Linked DNA regions of Homo sapiens: all the other regions are linked to region 1. The links are chromatin loops, found by intact Hi-C in ENCODE. Cell type or tissue: HepG2. All regions are shown on one strand. Region 1 overlaps MSI2 (musashi RNA binding protein 2). Region 2 overlaps MSI2 (musashi RNA binding protein 2). Region 3 overlaps MSI2 (musashi RNA binding protein 2).

The links. A loop is a pair of places that touch in the nucleus more often than their neighbours do. Peaks named below come from ENCODE experiments on the same cell type or tissue, not always from the same donor. Only the 100,000 strongest peaks of a DNase experiment are listed, where the experiment ranks them.
Region 2: a loop joins it to region 1, with 3 times the contacts of the local background. A loop is called at or near these places in 6 of 110 quality-filtered maps.
Region 3: it touches region 1 in a loop (6-fold over the local background); 5 of 110 quality-filtered maps call a loop at or near these places.

What each region holds. Positions count from the first base shown.
Region 1 is chr17:57,455,928-57,463,927 of GRCh38, reverse strand. All of the region lies in intron 6 of MSI2 (musashi RNA binding protein 2), which reads right to left. Among named protein-coding and RNA genes, the nearest start is that of MSI2-AS1, 150 kb to the left of the region's middle. RefSeq lists enhancers at 227-306, 407-726, 1,663-1,902 and a silencer at 606-900. In HepG2, a CTCF peak has its summit at 4,590; DNase peaks (open chromatin) are centred at 575 and 4,417.
Region 2 is chr17:57,366,805-57,374,804 of GRCh38, reverse strand. The region is part of intron 5 of MSI2 (musashi RNA binding protein 2); the gene reads right to left. Among named protein-coding and RNA genes, the nearest start is that of MSI2, 110 kb to the right of the region's middle. In HepG2, no CTCF peak of the experiment used is centred here; DNase peaks (open chromatin) are centred at 1,404, 2,484, 4,464 and 7,794; H3K4me3 peaks cover 466 bases.
Region 3 is chr17:57,558,290-57,566,289 of GRCh38, reverse strand. All of the region lies in intron 7 of MSI2 (musashi RNA binding protein 2), which reads right to left. LOC107984993 (a long non-coding RNA gene) reads right to left here. Exons shown (of 2, transcript XR_001752947.3): 1 at 6,361-8,000; 2 at 1-367. Among named protein-coding and RNA genes, the nearest start is that of MSI2-AS1, 46 kb to the left of the region's middle. RefSeq lists an enhancer at 4,420-4,920. In HepG2, no CTCF peak of the experiment used is centred here; a DNase peak (open chromatin) is centred at 4,729.

The sequences.
Region 1 (8,000 bases):
AAAATTCAGGTAAACTCTTCAGTCTGAAGTGTTCCAGTCTAAGGATCCAGAAAGTGTCGAACAAATGACAAAGAAGAGGGCGATGCTGGTTGGATAATATAGAGAATGAATGCACAGAACTGGTGTTGGAGGGTAGGTCTCAACTATTTAGAGAGGGGGAGTGCTCTGGACTGGGCACAGCAGATGTGCTGTCCAGGGCCAGGGGCAGAGCAGGGGGCTGGAGCAGTGGGTTCACACTGCTGAATGGATGAAGCTGAGGTTGTGATTGGACTGGACAGGGAAGGGTCTGGAAGGCCAGGTATGAGAACACCCCGGAGATTCTGATGGAGGCACCCCCATGTGAAGGCAGTGCTCATGGGGAGGCAGAAGAAGCCCCGGGCTGTTGGGGAGGAGACCCAGCCAGCTGGGAGGGCGGGGCAAAGCCTTAGTGGGTGGGTGACTAGGGCCTGGACAGGAGGCAGTCTCAGTGGGGCCATGGGGAGGGAGGCTGTAGAGACAGAAGCGGTGACTGGCTTGACAGGGGGTGGCTTTCTCAAAACTCTGAGAAGTCTCTAGGTTTTACTCATGCTGGAAATTCCCCAAGATCAAATTTTTTTCAAGTCATTTCAAAACTATTGGTCCTAGTCAGACAAAGGTCCTACTCACCCTGCCCACCACCCCCACTCCTACATACACAATGCTGGAAGGTCCAGCCCCACGCCTTCCCTCTCAATGCAGGCTTGACACTCCAGACGGAAAACAAGCCACCCTTGGCAAACTGAGCAGGCCGGGGTCCTAGCAGAAGGGAGAGGGCAGAGGGACACAGGTATCTATCTATATCCCTCCCAGAGCCCAGGACTAGCGTCCTCCAAGCTATAAGCAGGGAAAGGGGCACTCGTTGCGATGAAAACTGCAGCTCCTTAATCCTGAGACCTGTGGTGGAAGGGGCCCCATGGCCTCCACTGACATCCAAGCGGGAGTCTCCCAGCTATCACCATCCTCCGTTATGGACACAGGTGCCCAAGGAAGAGGGAAACACCAGGAGAATGTCTGAGTGCTTGTGTGTATGACAGAGACTATAACAGGAAGGTGCCGGCACAGCAGCCCTTGCAATTCACCAGGAAGGAAGGAACTCTGGCTATCCAGAGGCCTCTGCCACATTACAGACTTAATGGCCCATAATGCTTTGGGGGCCAACATTCCCCTCTTGATGAATTTCAACTCAGTTGTCTCTGCACTTCACCTAAATGGATTGCCTTTGAGGAGGAAATGCTTTAAGTGATAAGGCTTATTCAGGAGAATGTCCTGCTCTGTGCTGGAATATTTTTTGATCGATAGAAGGAAATTCTCCAAGTATGCAGACTCACATAGATATACCCTTTTTCTTGTCCACACTCATAAACCCCTGCTGGGAACTGCAGCCTACACAGAGGAGTTAGTCAATGTTCCAGAAGAAAAGTTTTGTCAGAGAAGGGCAGGGGAATCTAGAAGCTGCAAGGTGAGATGTCTGGGGTCACGTGGGCACAACACCCACCTCTGGAAAGGCAAAGAAAGGAGTCCTGGCAGGGGCTGGCAGCCCAGGAGGCACCTGTCCATCTCTGGTGGATGGCTGGGACCCACACAGTAAGGTGAACCATGAAGGGCCAGGCAGGTGAGGTGGCACCAGAGAGACACAGAGCAAGAGAAAGTCGGAGAGAACCCTAATCCAATGTGACTGGTGTTCTTACAAACAGGGGACATTTAGGCCCAGGCATGAGCACAGGGAGAGGGTTACATAAAGATGAAGGCAGAGATTGGAGTGATGTGTCTACAAGCCAAGTAATGCCAAAGACTGCCCGCAAGCCACCAGAGGCAAGGGGAGAGGCCTGGGACAGACTGTCCCTCAGAGCCCTCAGCAGGAACCAACCCTGCCCGCACCCTTATCTTGGACTTCTGGCCTCCCAAACTGTGGGACAAGGCATTTCTGTAGCTGAGGCACCCAGTTTGTGGTACTTTGTTATGGCAGCCCTAGGAAACTAATACAGAAAGAGAGAAGGACAAGAGGAAGGAAATGGGGTAATGGAAAAGGAAGAGTAAGAGAAGAAAGTTTATGCAGAGCTGCCATCTCCTTCTCAAAACCCAAGGGTTCTAGCTCACGTCTGTAATCCCAGTACTTTGGGAGGCCGAGGTAGCAGATCTCTTGAGGTCAGGAGTTTGAGACCAGTCTGGCCAACATGGTGAAACCTGTCTCTACTAAAAATACAAAAATTAGCCGGTGTGGTGGCTCACGCCTGTAATCCCAGCTACTCGGGAGGCTGAGGCAGGAGAATCGCTTGAACCCAGGAGGTGGAGGTTGCTGTCAGCTGAGATCGCTCCACTGCACTCCAGCCTAGGTGACAGGGCAAGAGACTATGTCTCAAAAAAAAAAAAAAAAAATCCAAGAGTTGGGGCTCTGCCCTACTGTTCCCGACAGCAGCCCGGGCCCCAGAAGGAGAAATTTCCTACTTCCCTGCACATTCCCTCTGCTTCCCTTCATTCCAAGCCCCTCTGCCGAGGCTACCTCTTAGGAGGATTAATTTTTTAATACATCAGCACTCTGTTTTTCTGTACTTATTAAATTTAAGACAATGAGTCATTGAACCTGTGAGACTTGGGTTGACTAATTACCACTGAACAGCTGCCTAGGATGACCGTGTGGCCCTCGGGGAGCAGGCCAAATGCTGTCTGTGTGTGGAGCCCAGAGAAGAGTGGGTGACAACACTGCACCCATGTGATCTGTGCAGTCCACTCTGCGGCCGGGTCAAGGGCAGGGAGAAGCCGGCAGACCCCATGGGCACAAGCTCAAGTGTCATGAAGGGTGTTGCCAATGCCCACTCTTCAGAGGAAATGGGGCACTGAGACAAGGGGAGACTGCAGCCCCTGCCACAGGCCCATAGGACAATCAAATTTAACTTTCCACCAAAGCACCTACAAAGAGGGCTGCAGCCTCTGCAAGGAGGGATTCTGAGCATTGAGCATGGTGAGTGAGCACAGTATGGAAGACACACAGCTCCTGCCTCACGTCTCTCCTTTGGCCGGAAGAAATGCACCACCCAGAGCCTGCCACCCTCCTCAGAACACACTCTGCCATTTCAGTCAACCACGCTTTCTGCCTAGAAAGCTCCTCTCCCTTCTCGGCTCAATGGTGACCTCCCCTTGAAGGCTATAGAAGCCACAGCTCCCCTGCCTATGGATAAAGTACAAGTTTCCTAGCACCACTGGGACCTGCCCCTGCCCACCTCCACCCTACTGCCATGGTTCCTCGCCTCCCTTTGTTCCTTCTGGCATTGCAAACTGCTGTAGTTCTCCAAACACACAGGCGGGGTGCCTCATGTCCCATTAGTACTCTCCCCAGGTGAACCCATCCAGCTCCTCATGATTCCTCTGCCTTCTACCTGCTTTCATGGTGGCGTACATCAAATCTTTTTCTTTTCTTCTCTTTCTTTTTCCTTTTCTTTTCCACTTTCCCTCCCTACCTTCCTCCCCTCTTTCCTTCCAAAGACAGGATTTTGCCCATCAAATCTTTTTCTTTTCTTCTCTTTCTCTCTTTTTCCTTTCCTTTCCTTTTTCTCTTTCCCTCCCTAACTTCCTGCCTTCTTTCCTTCCCAAGACAGGGTTTGGCTCTGTCACCCGGGCTGGAGTGCAATGGTGCAACCACAGCTCACTGCAGCCTCATCCTCCCAAGCTCAAGTGATCCTCCTGCCTCAGCTTCCCAAGTAGCTGGGACTACAGGCATGTGTCACCACGCCCAACTGATTATTTATTTATTTATTTATTTATTTATTTATTTATTTATTTATTTGAGACAGAGTTCCGTTCTGTTGCCCAGGCTGGAGTGCAGTGGCATGATCTTGGCTCACTGCAACCTCCACCCCCCGGGTTCAGGCAATTCTCCTGTCTCAGCCTCCCGAGTAGCTGAGATTACAGGTGCCTGTCATCACGCCCAGCTAATTTTTACATTTTTAGTAGAGACGGGGTTTCACAATGTCGGCCAGGCTGGTCTCGAACTCCTGACCTCAGGTGATCTGCCCGCCTCAGCCTTCCAAAGTGCTGAGATTACAGGTGTGAGCCACCGTGCCCGGCTAATTTTTTAATTTTTTGTAGAGATGAAGTCTTGCTATGTTGCCCAGGCTGGTCTTGAATTCCTGGGCTCAAACAATCCTCCTGCCTCAGCCTCCTAAAGTGCTAGGATTAGAGGCGTGAGTCACCACCACACCCGGCCAAGCCATACTTTCGTTAAATGTTCTGCATGACTCTACCTTACCATGAGGCCATGAGTAAAGGCTGTGCCTCCTGTCTCCAGGACCTACCACTACTCAGATGCAACTGGTGCCTGAATAAACAAACACATGACAGTAGTGACTAAAAGCTGCTCTAATCAAACATCAGGGTTCCCATCTAACAAGTCTTCCTTTTCCTGGGAACCTCGGGACATTTATGGACCTGGAGCCAGAGGTCAAAAGTTCAGGGCCTCCTACCATTCTGATGTCAGAAGAGCAAAAGCCACAGCAGATGATTAAAATCTCTCCCTTCCTGTCTCCAGGCCGCGTGATGCCTTTTTCTAGAAAGTCCGACTGAGGACAATGCCCCCGTGCGGCATCCCATGTTCACCTCACCTTCTCTCACCTCATTCCTTTCCCACCCCTGCCCCCAAAACAAAGCAGGGAGCACTTCAGAAGAAAGTTGACAGTGACCCAAGTTTAACACAAAGGTAGTCATTACCATGTCATGAGGATGTGTGTGAGAAACACTTAGCCCAGGTTCCAAAACACCACAAATGGTTTACCTTTTGTGCCACATAAACACCCTAAACTCAAGTTTTACTCAACACTTATTAAATGGGAAGGAAAACATTAAAGAGCATTGGCCTGCCTCTGCCAAGCTCCCATCCATCCAGCTCTTACAAAGAGGGAGGCATTCTTCCGAGCGACGCAGCAAAACAACCACTGACGAGGTTGAGCTGAAGTTATTTGGTGGCAATTAAAAGGATCTGCCATAGTTACCCAAAGCAAACAACCCAACGCTCTCGCCAGGTGCCCAGCAACCGCGGAGCAGGGACAGGCAAGGGAATTCTCAAATTATCCTCCCACGGCCTGCACAGGGCACCCTCCCACCTGTGAACCAAGCCTGTGTCCCACCTGTATCCCACCTTGAACAAAGCCTGGTTCAAGACATGGTATCAGTAGCAATTAAGAGGGCAATTATTTTCTGGAGTTTATATGCTAACTGATCTGAGTTATGGGCCGAGCAGCTGGGCTTCTTGCTGATAACCCAGAGGCATGGAACACAGAGAGTATTAGAGCTGGAGAGGGGCTCTCCATCCATGTAGCCAGCAGTTCCCAGTCAGAGACTTTGTGCTCCTGAAGAAGATATCAGCAATGAGGCTGTCAGCTTCCAAAAGCCAACCAGAAATTGCACAGTGACCCAGAGTTCTTTCCTTCTGACTAAAGCATGGTAACACTGTGACCTAAATCTCTGATGGCCATTGAGAGATTAAAATATGTATACACACACATATATTAAAAATATGTGGCCGGGCACGGTGGCTCACGCCTATAATCCCAGCACTTTGGGAGGCCAAGGCGGGTGGATCACGAGGTCAAGAGATCGAGACCATCCTGGCTAACACAGTGAAACCCCGTCTCTACTAAAAATACAAAAAATTAGCCAGGCGTGGTGGTGGGCGCCCGTAGTCCCAGCTACTCGGGAGGCTGAGGCAAGAGAATGGCGTGATCCCGGGAGGCGGAGCTTGCAATGAGCCAAGATCGCGCCACTGCACTCCAGCCTGGGCGACAGAGCGAGACTCCATCTCCAAAAAAAAAAAAAAAAAAGGTATATATATGTCAGGCTAATATAGTTTATTAAAATATGTACTTATATATATGCAATATGGTATCTGATATCTATTTTTATATATGTATATGCCCAGTTGATAAAAATATATCTATCTGACTTCAATTTATTGAGTCAGAATTCATCTGACTTCTTAGTTTTATTTTATTTTATTTTATTTCTTCTTTTAAAGACGAGGTCTCACGTTGTCTCCTAGGCTGGAGTGCAGGAGCCCAATCATAACTCACTGCATTCTTGAACTCCTGGACTCAAGTGATCCTCCCACTTCAGCCACCTGAGTAGCTAAGACTACCGGCATACAGTACCATGCCTAGTTAATTTTATTTTATTTGATTTTATTTTATTTGTAGAGATAGAGTTTTGCTATGTTGCCCAGGCTGGTCTCAAACTCCTGGACTCAAGTGATCCTCCTGCCTCAGCCTCCCCAGCTGCTGGGATTATAGTCATGAATTATCGTGCCTGGCCTGACTTCCCAATATTTATTAATTGGTTTCTAAGAGGGAAACATATTTTTCAAGACATAGGGTCTTCTAGGAGAAAAATAATTTTAAAATAATTTAAAGACTAAAGATAATTTAGTCTCCTTAAAATAAGTTCATTGGCCAAATAAGGAATCATTACCTACCTTAACCAGCTCTTAGAAAAGCAGACCACTTGTTAGCAGAGTAAATGCTCTGAGAAGTCCTGCATTTAGGGAATGTTTAATTTAGGAGTTGCCACATGTACGGCCATGGAGCCCTTGCATCTCCTAACACCTCTCAATGCCCTGGGGAAACACGGCTCTAGGGGAAAATGTCTAGTCCTCCATCTAGAGTCCAATTCTGTCCAGAGAAATGGGGAATTTGGTGAAACTTTCTAAAATCTCTTACCCCTTTGGGGGTTCAGGTTTCCCAGCTGTGAAGTGATAGGAGTTATTAGAGTGTTCTCTAACATCTCCACCTCTTCTTTTAAAGTTATTTTTGTCCTAGAGACCCTATGTCCTGAAAGAACATGTTTCCCTCTTGAAAACCAATTAATCAATAAACAGTCTGACCACACATTAAAACTCTAGGCCTTGGAACAGGATGCTGCCAAACTTCTCCTTCCTTTCTCCTCCCAAAAGCCAACAACTTTCCAAATGAAGTGCCAATGAAACCACAGGACCCGGGTGCATGGAGATTGGGTGGGAAAATACGCCTTGCTCCCAACTCAAAGAGCCTTGGCCCATTCAGATAAGTTCTCCTGCCAAGGATACTTAAATGGTTGAGAATGACCTAGAAGGCAATCATCTGCCTAAAATAAACTCCAAGATGATGCAGTCCTGGAAACTACATCAACATCTGCAATGAAGATTTACGGACCCAAAGGCAGCAGGCCTTGGAATTTAGCCCCAGTTGTGCCCTGAGCACAACCCTTGGTAAAGCCCTTGAGCAAGACTAAATCTGCACAGCCATCTCCAACACAGGGCAAGTCAGTTGTGGTGTTCCTTTTTTTTTTTTGGAGATGGAGTCTCGATCGCTCTGTCGCCCAGGCTGGAGTGCAGTGGTGCGATCTCAGCTCACTGCAACTTCTGCCTCCCAGGTTCAAGCAATTCTCTGCCTCCGCCTCCTGAGTAGCTGGGATTACAGGTGCCTGCCACCACGCCCCACTAATAGTAGAGACAGGGTTTCACCATCTTGGCCAGGCTGGTCTTGAACTCCTGATCTCGTGATCCACCCGCCTTGGCCTCCCAAAGTGCTGGGATTATAGGCGTGAGCCACTGCGCCCGGCCAAAGCTGTGATGTTCTTCGCTCCCTCATAGAGATGTTATGAGGCTAAGAGAAGGTACAGACATACAAGTGCCCTGGACTCATCCCTTCTTGTCTGTCTCCCCGTGTGCACCCCGAGTTCCCTGCCAAAGGCAGGAACTGCTCTTCAACATCTTTGCATCCACAGAGGAAAGTTCGGAAAGATCGTTTCTTGCTCCTGTTAAACCGTAGTGGTTGTTCGATGTTCTTGTTCTGCTGCCCGGAGGTCCCTCACCTTGGTAGCATCTCCTTTAGGTGAGAGTTTCAAGAGGGCTGTCTCTGCGGGGCGTCTGGTCTATCTTCACATGCAGTGACAAGGCCCGTAACACAAAGCTTCCTGGTGATGTTTCTACCACACTTCTTTCCCAATTCATCTCCAGAGCT
Region 2 (8,000 bases), 89 kb after region 1:
GCATTTATTTATTTATTTTTATTTATGAGATGAAGTCTCACTCTACCGCCCAGGTTGGAGTGCAGTGGCATAATCTCGACTTACTGCAACCTCTGCCTCCTGGGTTCAAGCAATTCTCCTGCCTCAACCTCCCGAGTAGCTGGGATTACAGGCGCTGCACCACCATGCCCAGCTAATTTTTTGTATCATTAGTAGAGATGGGGTTTCACTATGTTGGCCAGGCTGGTCTCGAACTCCTGACCTCAGGTGATCCACCTGCCTCAGCCTCCCAAAGTGCTGGGATTACAGGCGTGAGCCACTGTTCCTGTCAAGCATCTTTTTAAATTTTGGATTTTGAGGGAAAATGTAGGTTCCTCAATAGTATAAGGTAAATAAAACCAGGAAAAGGGCAGGAAAAAAATATTGAGGAAGTTAAAGTTTTAGGGACAAATATCAGGATACAAGTTCAAGGGCTAGAAAGGGAAACTTCAATACTCAAGTTGGAATTGGATTTGAATTGAATTTCAGTCACATTAAGTATAAACTACCACATACCACTTATGCCTAGGGTTGCAAAAATGCAACAGGACTTCAAATGATATATCCTAAAACAGTACAATGTAGTGCTGCCACCCTATTGACGCTATGTTTCTGCATATAGCTTCTGTCTTTGTCTGTCTTAAATTCTGGACAATTCTCTAGTTGTCTGGCTGCTTTTTTGTTTTTGTTTTTTGCTTCTCTGCCAGTCTACCTTGCATGGCCATAACACAGAACTGAAGTCTATTTCTTATCATTTGATCTGTTTACTAAGTAGACATGGTAAATCGGTCCCCATCATCCAGTCCAACCTCCTCGCCATAAGCCTTTCTGTTATGCAGGATCTGGAAAATTAAGGAGTAATATTCCAGGTTCCCTTGCAGCTAGGTATGAAAGGGAAAGTAGTATATTCTGTACTTTAACTATTTCCCCTGGCAACATGGCCAGGGAGGTGTTAGGTTATTCTGCAGCAATATCCTCTGTCTCTACTGACTAGTCATGGAGAACCTATTTTGCTGGAGATCACAGCAGGACAGTGGCAGCCATGGAGGCCTTCGGATGGGGACAGTGCGGCTGTGGTTCTGAACCTGGCAGCTGTAGCACCATCTTCCCAATTTGGTGGGGACTTCCAGATGACAGAAGAGACAGTAGGTATTTGAAGACCCAGATCTGCTGCATAGCTCTGAGGGCTGTTCCCAAAAGCACAACCTAGAGGTTTCCGTGTATCTCCTGATGATTTCTGGAAGCATTTTAATGCCCTCAAACAAATTCCTTTCTGCTTAAACCAGATGGGAGTGGATTCAGCTCTCTGCAACTGAAACTAGACTAACACACGGCCTTTGTTCTTGTTTTTAAAAAATAGATCAATATCTTCATTTAAAAAGAAAAAAGGACACAAACTAGAACCTGAAATCTGTTTTGTTCCTAACTGGCTGATTGACCTGGGGTGAGGCAATTACTAATGTTTGTTGGGCCTCAGTTTTCTTATCTGTAAAATGAGAGGGTGAAATTTGATCTCCCAGGATCTTAACACACCTAATATTTGGTGATTTTTTTTTTTTGACAGGCTGGAGTGCAGTGGCGCAATCTCAGCTCACTGCAACCTCCGTCTCCTGGGTTCAAGCGTGCCTCAGCCTCCCAAGTGGCTGGGACTACAGACACACACCACCACGCCCAGCTAATTTTTGTATTTTTTGGCAGAGACAGATATGTCTCTACCACTATGTTGGCCAGGCTGGTCTTGAACTCCTGACCTAAGGTGATCCACCTGCCTTGGCTTCATAAAGTGTCGGGATTACAGTCGTGAGCCCCTGTGCCCAGCCATATTTGGTAATTCTAAATCCAGATGCCCTTTATTTTCATAATTCTGAATTTATTTTTGCAGTCAATTAATCAATACGATCGATCCCTCTTGGCAGGAAAAAAAAACAAAACTGTCCTCATTCTCATTGGGGTGGCGGATTTCAAATCACATTCAGAAACACCAGATTGCCAGGTAAGAAAACTTCATTTTCAACTGGAGCTGGACATCTCCTTTAAAGCGTGAATAGGGGCGATGAACAGTACACCCTTTTATAGTTTCTTCTAGAAAGGGGAACACTACTATTGGTTTCTGTATCATTTATATTTTTTACAGCAGAAAGTATTCATTGATAATAAAATGTGTAATAAAAGAAACAGAAAATAGGCACAGCTTGTTTTCAAATTTCTGTTCATCTGTAACTTTTTTCCTCCAAAAAGAGAAAACATATCAATATGTTGACTATAATTATTTCTGTGTGGTGAGATCTCAGGTTTCATTTTATTTTTCCTACTTTTTGACATTTTCCAAATTTGCCACATTTGTAAACCCAAGCGGTAAAAAGACAGCAGGAATCTTCCTCATTCTCTTCCCTCTTCCCACATCTGTGGTGGCGGTTTCTTGGAACAGTTACACTGAAAGTTCTGATTCAGAGGAAAACTATTTCCATCTTCAAACTTGGATAAATGTTAACCAAATAAGATACACAGGTGGGTAGGTCAGTGTGTTGAAGATAAGTAGGTAAGTAAACAAATAAACCCGAAAGAGAGAGCTTTGCCAAACTACACTGAAGAGGGCTGTTTAAAATAAGCAATTCAAGTTGATCCAAGAAACCCCAATCTTTTTAAATTAAGCCTTCCCCTTCAGCACATATAAAAATGTTTACCATAAACACATCATTTTTACAAAAACAGTAATTTTTTTTAAATTAAGTTAATCTCTCAAACTTTTGGTGAGGTTAGAAAATAGTACCATTCTCCTTATCGGGAGGGCCAATGTAAGATAAAAAAAATTTTAAGAGATTATATATAAGTATATATATTACAAATTTTTTGATATTGTAAAGGAGATTATATATCTCATATATATAAGCTCCTTTATATATTTTTCATATATATTTATATGTAAAATCTCCTTCAAAATATCCATAGCCTTTAACCCCAAAATTCCACTTCTAGGTAAACATATTAAGGAAGTGATCAGAGATGTTGCTAAGGGGTTATGTACAAGGATATTCCACAATGTTACTTATAATAATAATAATAAATCACTAACCAGCTAACTATTCAATAACAGGCTTTGGTCAAATAAAGTATAATTGTAAGTCACAACACCACATAGACAATAAAAACCACAACATAAAAACAGTGAATGAGGAAAATATGATAAAGTTATAAAGGCAGGTTAGCCAATGATTTGTGTGTGTGTGTGTGTGTGTATACCTGTGTCTCTATATAATTTTTTGCCCTTTTTTTTTTTTGCCATGAAAAAGGACAGAAAAAAATGTACCGAAATGTTCATAGCAGTTATCTCTGAATGGTAAATAGTGGCGTTGGGGGGATTTTTACTTAGTTCTTGCAGTTTTCCAAAATTTTCCCAAGTGTTTGTGATTGGAGGAACATGGCAGAAGCAGTAATCAATGTTCTAAATAAACAAACTGCCCAAGTCTCTCCTTTCTGTAAACGTCTAAGTTGGAGTTAAAAACATTTTTATCACAGACCAATCTCGTAATTTTACCCCATCAACTGGCTGAATGGAATAAACATTACAACCTTGCCATGTTTTGTGGCTGGAGTGGTGTTTTATTCTGTTTTTTAATTAATTAATTTGAGTCACGAGCATTTGAGATGTATCTATTTTACGGGGCTGAAATTTACATTTATCTCCTTTTTAAAAGCCCATTTAGCAAATTAACAAGAAAACAGCAACACTCAGGGAAGATACTGAGCCTACTGCATGCGTCATATATAAAAGAGCGACTATATAATTGACCTTACAGGATTCTCCTGCGGATCAAATCAGATTGTCTTGTAAGGAACTCTGGAAAAAATAAAATGCTATATAAGTCACAGTGAAATATTAACATTAACATTTAAAGTCCAGCTGTTTGGTGACTTCAACACAGGGTTTCTTCACTCTAATAAGGCCATTCATGTCTGAGCACCAGGGATCTGTGCATCCTGACCCTCAGTGCAAAGCTGTATGTGGCTGTGTTGTAGCGCAAGTCTCTGGGTAAAGGGTCCATAACTTTCCCAGCATGATCCCTGGGCCCAGTCAGGTTAGAAACACAGCTCACAGAGGTTAAATCCATCACCTGGTGCTGAGGAGTGTTACCTAGCCATCAAAGCAGGCGTAGCAGAATCTCAACTTAAAACCTAACAGAAACATCTTGTGGTCAACTGGCCATCATTGAATCCCAGGAGTCTCATTCCAGTCTTAGGACTAACTCCTGATAACACCCCCAGACCTGGTCTCTGGGCAGAAAAGAACATGAGAGAGCAACAGAGGCCACAGATGGGACAGCAGCCTTGGGTCAAACACTGGAAGGCAAAAGGCCTTTCCAAAGGGCCCTTTCTTGCTACCAGGACTCTGTGATATTGCAAAACAGAATGGCATTTCTTCTATTTGGAAAGATATACGTAATCCTACTCTTTGCTGATTCACACTGTCCTTTTCCACAATCTAGCTGCATTTGTGAGGTTCTGCCTAAATGTTTAAGATATTTCGATTAAAAACGCAAACAGCAGCAACAATCACAAGACCTTAGGCACCAGGGCAGGCCTGGGCAGGAAAGAACACACAGATTCCCCTTCCACTAACCTCAGCTTTCACGGCTACTCAAACCAATGGCTTGAAATTAACTCACTCAGTTAATCATTCAAACTCATGGGCTGGGCAAATTTTAACGTTTCATTGTTGGTTTACAATTAACCCAGCGACAGTGTTTTAAGGTGTTTGATTTTTAATTAGTCTACTGATTTGCCAGTCTGGTTAACAATCCTTTATCCCTGTGCCCTTTATTCTGTCTTCTATTCTTGTTAAGAAATGAAGAGCAGAGATTACTCTGGCTCTTTTCTCCTGGAAACCACTCCAGACTATGGCCCCTTCCTTTCCCAGGGACACAGGATATGGAGTTAAGAACAGAAGGCATGAGGCCTGAACACCAGGATTCTGTGTGACCTTGGGCAAATTAAGGTAACCTCTCTGTGCCTCTGTTTCTTCATCTATAAAATGGGATGACAGCTTTTACTCACAGGAACAGCGTGACCATTAAATGAGATGAGTCACAAAAAACCCTCAGATCAGCACCTGGCACACATGTGGGCCCTGGGCCCCTCTTTTCCCTTCCTTAGTAGTTCAGAAGCTTTACGATTTCTTAATCTGAACATGTCAGTATCTTCCTTTGCAAAACCAAGAGCAGCTGAGAAAGTGTGTGCCCCATGGAATACTTTCTAGGAACAAAACCAGAATGAATTATTCATCAACAGGAGGGTCCCTTTCCCTGGCAGATTTAAGCATGCCTATTAAGTAAGGTCTGTCCAACCTGCTTTATTCCTAAGAGGACAAACAGGCTCAAAGACTCAAGACCCTTCCCAAGGTCATGCTGCTTAGAATCCAAGGTCCCCGAGCTACAACTGGCTGCCCCTCTCATTATGCTGTATTCTTGCCCCTTTCCCCACTGTAGGTTGATAGATGGTGTAAAGAAGGAATGGTATGTGTCCAGTGACACCTGCTGCCATTCTGGCATAGCTGACAGGGTGGCATAACCCTGGCTTGCTGCAGGACAACTGTGACGTCACTCTCAACAAAAGAACCGAAAATGGTACAAACAGCACCCTGTCATTCCCACCACCAGAGGTAAACAATGCTACCAACCATCAGTAGAGCAAAGCACACCTGGGAACTAGCTTCACCAGTATTTCCATAAACCTCACCAAATGACTCTGAGATGCAGCCTATTTTGGAAATTCCCAGTAGAAAAAAATCTCATGGTGAGGCCAGGGTGACCCTATTTCTGACCCCCACAGACTGGGGAGGAAAAGCTGACACACTGATATTTCAGGCATGCCGTTCCTTCCTTCTAGAATGCTTTTTCCTTCCTTGTCTCTCTGGTAAACTTCTATTCATCCTTCAAAACCGAGGTAAGAAAACCACTTGTCTTGAAAGCCTTCCCTGACAATCTCCTCTCCAGCTCACTCACAAGCACCTGTTATCTACCCCTAGAGCTCTGCCTACCTTAGTACCTAGCATATAACTTCAACTTGCCACTTATCTGCCGATATTCTAATTCTGCGGTTCTGAAAATCTTTGATGTCATGACACCTTTTCCCTCTTAAAACATGAGGACCACCAAAGAGAATTATGTGTGTTATATCTCTCAATATTTATCATATTAGAAATCAAAATTGAGACTTTTTTGTTTTTGTTTTTTTGGAGTCACAGTCTCACTCCGTCACCCAGGTGGGAGCACAGTGGTGAGATCTCTGCTCACTACAACCTCTGCCTCCTGGGTTCAAGGGTTCTCCTGCCTCAGTCTCCCGAGTAGCTGGGATTACAGGCGCCCACCACCATGACCAGCTAATTTTTGTATTTTTAGTAGAGACGGTGTTTTGCCATTTTGGCCAGGCTGCTCTCAAACTCCTGACCCCAAGCAATCCGCCCGCCTCAGCCTCCCAAAGTGCTGGGAGCCTCCCAAAGTGCATGAGCCACCACGCTCAGCCAAAATTGAGACATTTTTAAACACAGAAATACACATATTCCATTAGCCACCAGAACTATGATGTCAACAGAGGTCATGTAGCCTATGAAAAATTCTACTGTATATTCATAAAAGGATGAGAATGAAAAACACAAAGTCTTAAAATTATTATTTAAGAAACTTCGTCACAGACTCTTTGAAAGGTTATCAGGAATGCCCAGGGGTCCCGAACCACAATTTGGGTACCACTGTTCTAGTTCATTCATTTAGCTGCTTGAGGACAGGGTCTTTATCTTACATATGTCTGTGAAATGCTTTTGATAACCACCTAAGACCCAGGAACCCTACAAAACCACCTGTGGCTCCCCATCACTGGAAGAGAACTTGCGGCACCCTCCGTCTCCTACCCAGGCCTCCAGGATGCCACACAGCTGTAAGAGGGATGGCCTGGTGGCAGCATGGTACCTCTACACACACAGGCCTTCACAATGGCAACTCCAACCCTCTCTCCCGGAGTGAAGCATCTCTGCAGATAAGCTTCAACTCGGGGGATGAGCACTCATGACATTTATTTATAAAAGGTTTCTCCCTGGAGAATTAAGGGTACCTTGCAGGTAGGGATTTAAGATGCTCTGATTTTCTTTCCACTGATCCCCCTTAATAAGCCTCCAGGGAGGGGCCCAGGAGCTCGGTCTGCTGTTCCTAAGCTACAGGAAAAGCCTGAGGCAGCTTTGAGGAAAGGGGCTGTTCCGGCCCAATGGGGCAGGCCATGGAACCAAAGGCCTCTCCAAGGCCCAAGAGTCTTCCTGAATCCTCAGCCAAGACAACAACATCACAAGGACCAACCGTATATTAACTGCTCACAACATATACCTCATTCAGTTCAGCTGAGATCCCTTCAGAAGGGAAGCAGATGGGAGACACTCCAGACCTCCCCCATCTACTGAGTTAATATTCCACTTGTATCTCCTGATACAACTTAAAATTTGAAGGAAAAAAAAACATTTTAATCACAATTCAGAAAAACACACCCACGCATCTTGTTCACCAAGCGTGAAGCCATTCCCCTCAGTGTAGCTTCGTCTGTGCTCTCCAACAGATAGTGGAGGAGAAGGAAATGTCATTTTCATACCAAAATGCTGCCTCATTCTTCCCCTTCAGGGCCCCTACCTGGGTGTGTGTTTGCAAGTCTAATTTAGATATCACTATTTGTATACACTTTCGAGCTTGGAAAACAAGCCAATAGTTCAGAGGAGCCAAGGCAAACTCAATCTGACAGCCACAGCCCTGACGGCTGCCAAGTCTGATTGACTAGTTGGATATATTTAGATAGGAGAGAGGAGGGGGATCAAACACTGTTGTGCCTCTGAACTCAAGAATACTGTGTTGGTAACGACAGACTAGCAAATAAACAGCCAACAGCCATTCAGCCACATCATCTGGTATCCCAGGCACAGGATCCTCGCCTCCGTAAATTACGTGCAA
Region 3 (8,000 bases), 100 kb before region 1:
TGCCAAGAGGAATTAACTTACATTAAGCCTCAAGTATGTATTACTCTGCTGTATTTGTTTCCACGTTTAAGATGGGTCTTGCTCCCTGAGAATGGGAGCAAATCCTTCAAGGACTGTGCCGTACACAAGCTCTGGGTCTGAAGGTCTTCCGTGCTACTTCTCGATTTCTCCAAATGAGGAGAAAACCCAAAAGGCCGCTCTACCTCGAACCCTATCTGCAGATGTGACATCTTCACACAGCCCCCGATTTCTCTTGTCTTTAAGGATGTCTTTGGGGGTCTGCCCAAGTGCCCCAGCAATACACAGCCGGCCCAAAGAAGAAAAGGGGTTTTCGCTTCCATTTGCTCTTCGTAAATCGCTACTCTCCCTGGGAAAGTAAACAGATGTTACTTAGGAGGCAACAGGGGTGTCTCATGTCTACAGCCAATTTTCACCCAACCCAGGGAGCCCGAGAAAGAGGAGAATAGCAAGAAGGGGGCATCTGCCTGAAATGCCTTCCCTTCCTCTGCTTTCAAAGCCTAGGTGGATACAGCTTCAACTGCTCCACAGAGCTGCTCCAATGAATGCATTCACTCAGTAACTGTCTGCTGAGCCTGGCTGATGTGCCAGGCATGGGTGTTAGTCGAGGGGGTATAAAATAAAACATGTCTTTGTCTTCAGAGAGTGCCCTGTCCTTAGCAGGAGAGGGACAGGCAAGCAATCCCAACACAAAACTGGTAAGGCTGTGATGGAGCAGGACAAAAGGAAGGATGACTGTCTGCAAGAATGCAGGAAGGCTTTCAGGCAGGTGGCATCCACCTATTCTAGACAGAAGACGAGGCCTCCAGGCACAAAGGGGCAGGGACGGACATTCCAGGTGGAGACAAGGGCAGGTGCAAAGTCAGGGAAGCCTCCGGGAGCACTGAGTGCACTGAGAAACTACAGGCAGGATCAGGTGACTCAAGATCAGGGAATGGTACAGCGTGAGGCTGGGAAGGCCGGCTGGAACCGAATTCAGATGCTGTGCTTATCCTACAGAAAAATGGGAAATCCAGCATGATCTCTTCCTTCTCTGGAAGCATCAGTGCTATCTAGGCACAGTGCCAGGCACTGTGGATTGTACAAAAAAATCCTTAGATGCAGATGGGGTGGCACAGCCGAATACCAGGCACCCTGGCTCTCAAGTCAGACCACCTTTGATGCATATTCTGTGTCTTCAGCAAGTAACCATGTCTCTGAGTCTCAGTTTCCTCATCTGTCAAAGAGGAACTCTGTGAGGATTAAATAAGGCAACATATGTAAGGTACTCAGGACAGCATCTAGCACTGTTAGGTGCCCCATAAACGGCTGTTGTTAATGAAGGTGGTGAAACAGATAAACGCACAGAATGGTAACCAACAACCCAAGGCGTCACGATTGCGCCAAGAGGTACTGTCCAATGGATAAAAGGCTGTATGTAAGTGCCAGTGAGTAGACAAAAGAGTGCAGCAGGGGTTCATAACTGCATTACTCAGTACCTACTGTGTGCTCGCATCATTTATTGAATGAACAAGCAAAGGAAATACCATACAATTTAGCATTAACCACATACTTGATGAGACTCCCAATTCCAAAGGTCAGGGAGACACTTTATACATCTGTGCACTGTGCTGGACACAGGCTGCAAGCTCCATAAATGCCCTAAATAGTCTCCTATTAGGGCTGGAGCTCCCCTGACAGCAGCACTGTCTCCAGAACCCTGCCCAGGACTCAGACTGCAATACTGACTTTGAGTAGCCATGAGATGGGTAGAATGGCCTCACCATCATCATCACCCCAACCTCGTGTGCTTACTGGTGGTTTCCAGGCCACCTCACTTGGACCCACTGAGGCCCAGAAACATCAGAGCTTCCCCCAAAGCAGAGGAAGGACCCAAATGCATTCAGAAATGTCCCCAATTAAAAAGAAAACCCTCTAAGGGCACAGGGCAGAGGATGCAAGCCACGGCCATACCATTGTTAACTGGCTCCTAGGAGTCACGTGATGCCTGATTACAAGGCGACCTTCTGGGCTGTCCTGGGCCAGTGCCCATAAATATGTTAGCTCCTGGGCAATTCTTAATTACTGCTGCACTCAAACCCAGCCATCTGTGCCCTGTTCCAGCAAGAAATCCACAAACACATGGCACGCCCTTCACACAGGCAGAGAGGATGGGCAGCCAGGGACATGGGGGCCTTTGTGTCTTGAGCACAACAGTATCAGCTGCACAGAGAGAAACACGTGCAGGGGGCTGGCCATAAAGGACGTCCTATTCATCAGGCTGCGCTTGGGAAATGTGACACGCCTCAGAGGAGGTGCCCAGGCCCATTCTGGCTCAGGTGGGCTGTTCAGCAGAGCGTGTAACAGGCCAGACAATGGGATCTTCCAGAACCCCTTCACCACAGCATCTTTAGGGAGGGCGGAGGGCCTGGGGACTAGGAGGTGAGGGATGAAAGGAAAATGCAAACTCTCCATTTTGGAAGCAGGGTCCATCTGTACAGAGGCCTATGTGTGTGTGTGTGTGTGTGTGTGTGTGTGTGTGTGTGCGCGCCTGTGTGTGTGTGAGAGGGAAAGAGAGAGAGAGACAGACAGACAGACAGACAGACAGTCAGCCACTAAAATGGGGCCATTATGGGTATGTTAAATGCTGGAAGGCGAGAGTCCACATTAGGAAGGACTGGAGATTACTGACATGGATTGTGCTTTATCCAATGTCATTCACTATTTTGGGGATAGAATGGAAATGGGCCTTGGGGTTCTGATCCTGGGCCCAGAGCCCGCTTCCCAGCTTGGTTCTAGCTTGCCTGGGATCTTGGGCAGTGGCCTACCTGCTCTCAAGTTTTTCCATGTGTACAAGGGTCCTTATCTCACAGGGCTGTGGGAAAGCCTGAGTGAGTATAAATGGTCCCCAAGTGTAGGGCTGGAGAGAAACAGAACTTTCCACAGGAACCAACAGGAGAAACAATTAAATCACTAAAGAGAGCAAGCCTCTAAGGTGTGCAGCCATTGGTATGAAAAATGGTCCACGTGGATGGGGTAGGTGATGAGAAATGACTTAATGGGTACAATGTATGTTGTTCGGGTGACGGATATAAAAAAAATCCTGCTAGACCACTATGCAGCCTATACACATAACAAAACTGCACATGGACCCCACAAATCTATGCACTGTTTTTTTTTTTTTTTTTTTTTTTGGAGACGAAGTTTTGCTCTGTCACCCAGGCTGGCGTGCAGTGGTGCGATCTCTGCTCACTGCATTCTCCACCTCCTGGATTCAAGCGATTCTCCTGTCTCAGCCTCCTGAGTAGCTGGGATTACAGGCATGCGCCACCACACCTGGCTAACTTTTGTATTTTTAGTAGAGACAGGGTTTCGTCATGTTGGTCAGGCTGGTCTCGAACTCCTGACCTCAGGTGATCCGCCTGCCTCGGCATTCCAAAGTGCTGGGATTACAGGCATGAGCCATCGCACCCGGCCTGTACGCATTTTTAAAAAAGGAAAAAAAAATAGTCCGTGTGCAATTCACACACCAAGACTTATCTCTCCATTCGTGCAGTCCCTGAGGATCTGATTTGTTAGCCACCAGTTTGCCTGTCAGTGTTTGCAGTGACTACATTTTTTTATGTTGGTGAAATGAAAACAGAAGTATTTTTTTTCCCAACATAGTATTTTTAAAAGATGGCTCTCCTCCACCCTCCAGAAAGCTGGCCAACAGCATGTGCAGCAGTGGGTGCATTCTGCTGGAGAGCTGGGACCCACTGTCGCGTGCTACGACAGCACAGATCTAAGAAGGGCTGTGTTACGCAGCTCTGCACTTCCAGTCGCCTAGGAGAGGGAGATCCCTGGTTTCAGGCCACAGGCAACACCAGTGCCCAGGGTAGGAGTTGCTTGGGACCAGCAGGCAATGCCTTTGCTAAGAGAAGAATGCTTCCTCTGTGTATGAAAGCACCATGAGAAGAGGCCTGGGAAGTACGGTCTTAGAAATGTCTCTAGACACATAAGCTTCTTGGCCAGGATCCATTTCTGAACATCTTGAGATGCCACAGCACTTGGCTTACCAATCACTGTTTACTGGATGTGCGGATGGGTGAAGGGATATAAGGATGGATGGATGGGCAGATGGATGGGGATGGATGGATGAACGGGCAGATGGATAGATAAATGGAAAACAACAGCTGCTATTTATTGGACACTTCTATATATCAGGCTCTTTATATATGTTCCCTCATTTAATCTATAGCAATCACATCTGAAGAAGTGTTCTTATCCCTGTTTTACAGATGAGGAAAATCAGAGAGGGTCAGAGAGGTTAAGTAGCTTATATATATAATAAGTAGAAAGAACCGGAATTTGAATCCAGGCCTGTTGGGCTCCAAAGCTGCAAATTCGAATAACGTCTGAACCAATCCTCTCTGGGTGCCAGTTTCCTCATCTTTAAAATGGGGCCACTGCCACCTGCTATTGCTTAGGTAGGCACCTTCCAGGCCTCTAAAGTTCTCATTAAACATGCAGCCGATCCCCTCTGGATAAAGGGGTGCTGCTTCAAGAGGGGCGGCAGAGACTGCTCTTGGGCACACGCTACCATTTCTTGGAGCACCTGGCTGCGGGTTTCCTACCTTTCTGTCGTCCTCACAGCTCCCCTGCCTGTGGACTTCTGGCCCATGTTTCCTCATTAGCACAGCCTCCTACCCCAAAAGGGGCCCAGAAGATCAAAGCAGCAACTGGGCAAACAATTCTTATTGCTTCCTGTTTGCAGTCTGGATGAAAGGTCAGGTGGGGGTGGAGGTGGGAGACAGTCTCTGACCCGCTAGTTCAAGCACAATTCACACAGGATTTCTCAGAATAAACCGCACAGAAATGGATATGCTGGGGTCAGAAAACAGCAAGACGGGAGAGCAAGAGCGGGGATTTTTGTGATATCTGGGGCCTGCTTGGGGCTGACAGGCCTCAGGGACTGAGACATGGGTGACGCAACTGCACATACAGTGTGTTCCAGGCAGGTGGGCAAAAATATCAAATGTTCCCACCCTCCACCTAGACAGAACCCTGTGCAAAGCTCCCAGGCCCACCCACACCGCCATCTCTCCATCTCAGGGCTGTGGTTTCATCACTTCGCTTGGTTTCTTCTGGATTGTGAGGTCTCTTCATGATTGCTCAAGAACAGACAGTGCAAGAACAAGAGGTTTCCATACTTGACTCCCTAAATGTGCACATCAGCCTGTGCAGAGGGCACCGACCTCACCGCCATTTGCTTCATCAGCTAGATGGGCTCTGGAAAGTCACCATTTCCCCTGAAGCAGGGAGCAGCTCCTTTGGAGCTGGGAGGATGGTGGGCTTTCCATCTTTCCACCTCTATTCCTGCCCCAGTTCCACTGGGGCGAAACTGGCTTGCCTCCTTTCCTGGGATGCTCACAGAACAGAAACCCACAATGCATTACTTGGCAAAGATTAAATAACCAAAACCAACCTGCAAGGCATGCTTGTGCTGGTGGCAACCACCGCCTTTACTGAGCTGCGAGGAACCGTACAGGCATTGCCCTAATGACTCCTCTCCATACCGGCAGTAATTGTTAATAATAGCAGCATTATTATACTGCTCAGAAACAGCAACATCAGTAATAAATAATAGCAGGCATGTGTTACTGTTACCCCATCTTGCAGATAAGGAGTCAGAGGCTCTGAGGATTATATAACTGGCCTAAGGTTGCTCAGCTGGTAGGTGGTTAAAATCTGGGATTTCTAAAAGGCAGGCTGATATCTGAGTCTTTGTTTCCCAACCACTCTTCTCCCAAAACGTGGTGATCTGGGGGTGGTGGGAGGAAGTAGCAGAGAGAAGAGTTTTGAAAATGTCCATGAAGCAGACCTTGTAAATCCCCATGGAAGTGGGTGGAAGTGTCCCCACCAACCCCGCTCCAGGGCTCCTCGGAGGGGCACGGGTTACTGCAAGTCCCCCATCCCAGGAGTTTCAGTGGAGGGGCTTAGCGCCTCCAAACTCTCCCCCTCCACCACCCCAGAAAATATTTTAAAAGAACAAAACTTCCCCGCAGAGACTGTGAGAAAAGCCAGCTAGCAGGGCAAGTTATGAAGATGTCATTACGCAATGAACTGCTTCCGTGGACCATAATAGGTTTTTACCTTTGCTACTGTACTACGAGAGATACCAAACAGCAATTTTAAACAGTCTCCTCCATTGCCCCATCCCAGCCTTCCAGAATCACATGTGTTTCTACTTTAAAAGCTGTTAACATGGTATAATATGTTCGGAGCACAAATCCAGATGGCCACGGGCCTCAGAAAACCCGCAGCATCCTGCTGAAGAACTGATCTTACAATTCCACCGACCAATAGCAGTGAAGGAGTTACCTGCACAGGTGGCCCGGCCCAGGTCTGAGCTGCCTGCTCCTGCTTCATGAAGCCCTGCCTCTGCAGGGGCACGGGGCAGCCTGTGGAGACGTCCACCACTTGGCCATTGTGGCCAGACTCTCTCCAGACGTCCAGTGGCCTTGGCCCTTCTGCAGACACTGGCTGTCTCTGAGCAGAAGCTGGAAAAATGCACTGGATTTGGCTTCCTGGGGACCAGGTGCAGGAACAAAGCCAGGGTGCAGGGACAGGCATCCCTTGGGTGGCAGGCTGTCGTCAGCACAGCTGGTCCCACACAGTCCCCTCACTTTCCCTCACCCCAGTGCCTGCCTGGTCAGTGGCTCTCAGGGGTGTTGCATGTTCACCACTAGGATTCTATATGGCTATGGATGGGGCTGAGACAAGCACTCGATGCAGGAGCCAAAGTCACTCTGCTACCCATGTGTCATCTTCTGCCAAGAACCACACCGTCCAGCCAACCCCAGCTAGGGAAGTTGGTATTGCCAATGGGGCTGCAGCTGGTCTGGAAAGGAGTCCAGGGAAACCACGCTATCCTCAAGGCGGGAGCGGATGAGACAGGAGAGGAGAGAGGGGGAGCTGATAAACAGGACATCGGGGCTTGTCCTCTTTTTACTCCCATCCTTCTTATTTCCTTAGCATTAACTTTCCAAATGCTGTCCTCACATGGGCGTGTTTTAGCCCAAACTCTCCCTCTCAGGTTGGGAGACAGGGTTCCATCTCACTTTGTGCTTCTGTTGATGTCTGTGTCTATTCTGGGTGTAGGTAATGCTGCTTTTGTGGTTCTGATTTGGAGAAGGTATGAATTAAAATGATGTCAAAGAACTTCTGATTTCTTTCTTTCTTTTTTTTTAGATGGAGTCTCGCTCTTGTCATCCAGGCTGGAGTGCAGTGGTGCCATCTCGGCTCACTGCAACCTCCGCCTCCTGGGTTCAAGTGATTCTCCCGCCTCAGCCTCCCGAGTAGTGGGGTTACAGGCTCCCGCCACCACACCTCGCTGTTTTTTTTGTATTTTTAGTAGAGATGGGGTTCCACCATGTTGGCCAGGCTGGTCTCGAACTCCTGACCTCAGGTGATCTGCCCGCCTTGGCCTCCCAAAGTGCTGGAATTACAGGCGTGAGCCACCGCGCTTGGCTGAACCTCTGAGTTCTTGATACATGGGAGGCAAACAGACAAACTGGGAGGTTCTGTGATTCAGGAACTCCATGAAGAGACAGCGGGATCCAGCAAGCCTCTCTTTGCTCTTGGCAGGGCTGGTGCTTTATAACTGGCAGAAGGGCTGGTCTGGGCTGAAGAGAGGTCAGAGGGCTGGGGCAAGTGACTTAGAGTCGTGGTTTTCTGTTGTGCCACCAGGAGGGATGTGTCTCCAAAAACACACGGTGAGCGGCAGTTCAGCCAGCCAGGGTCTCATCCCCACCTCTAGGCAACACGCTGGGTGTCATCAGGCCTCCAAGAACTCAAACTCTAGGGGAGGTGCAAACCCTCCTGACCCCACTCACTTACTCCAGGATGCGGGGCCTCAACAGCAGAGGCGAAAGGGGAACCGACCCTCTTTGTTATTTGTTGGAAAGACACTATTTATAGCTCCAGATCGTTAACTGCCTTTTTAAAAAGACTGTTCTCGG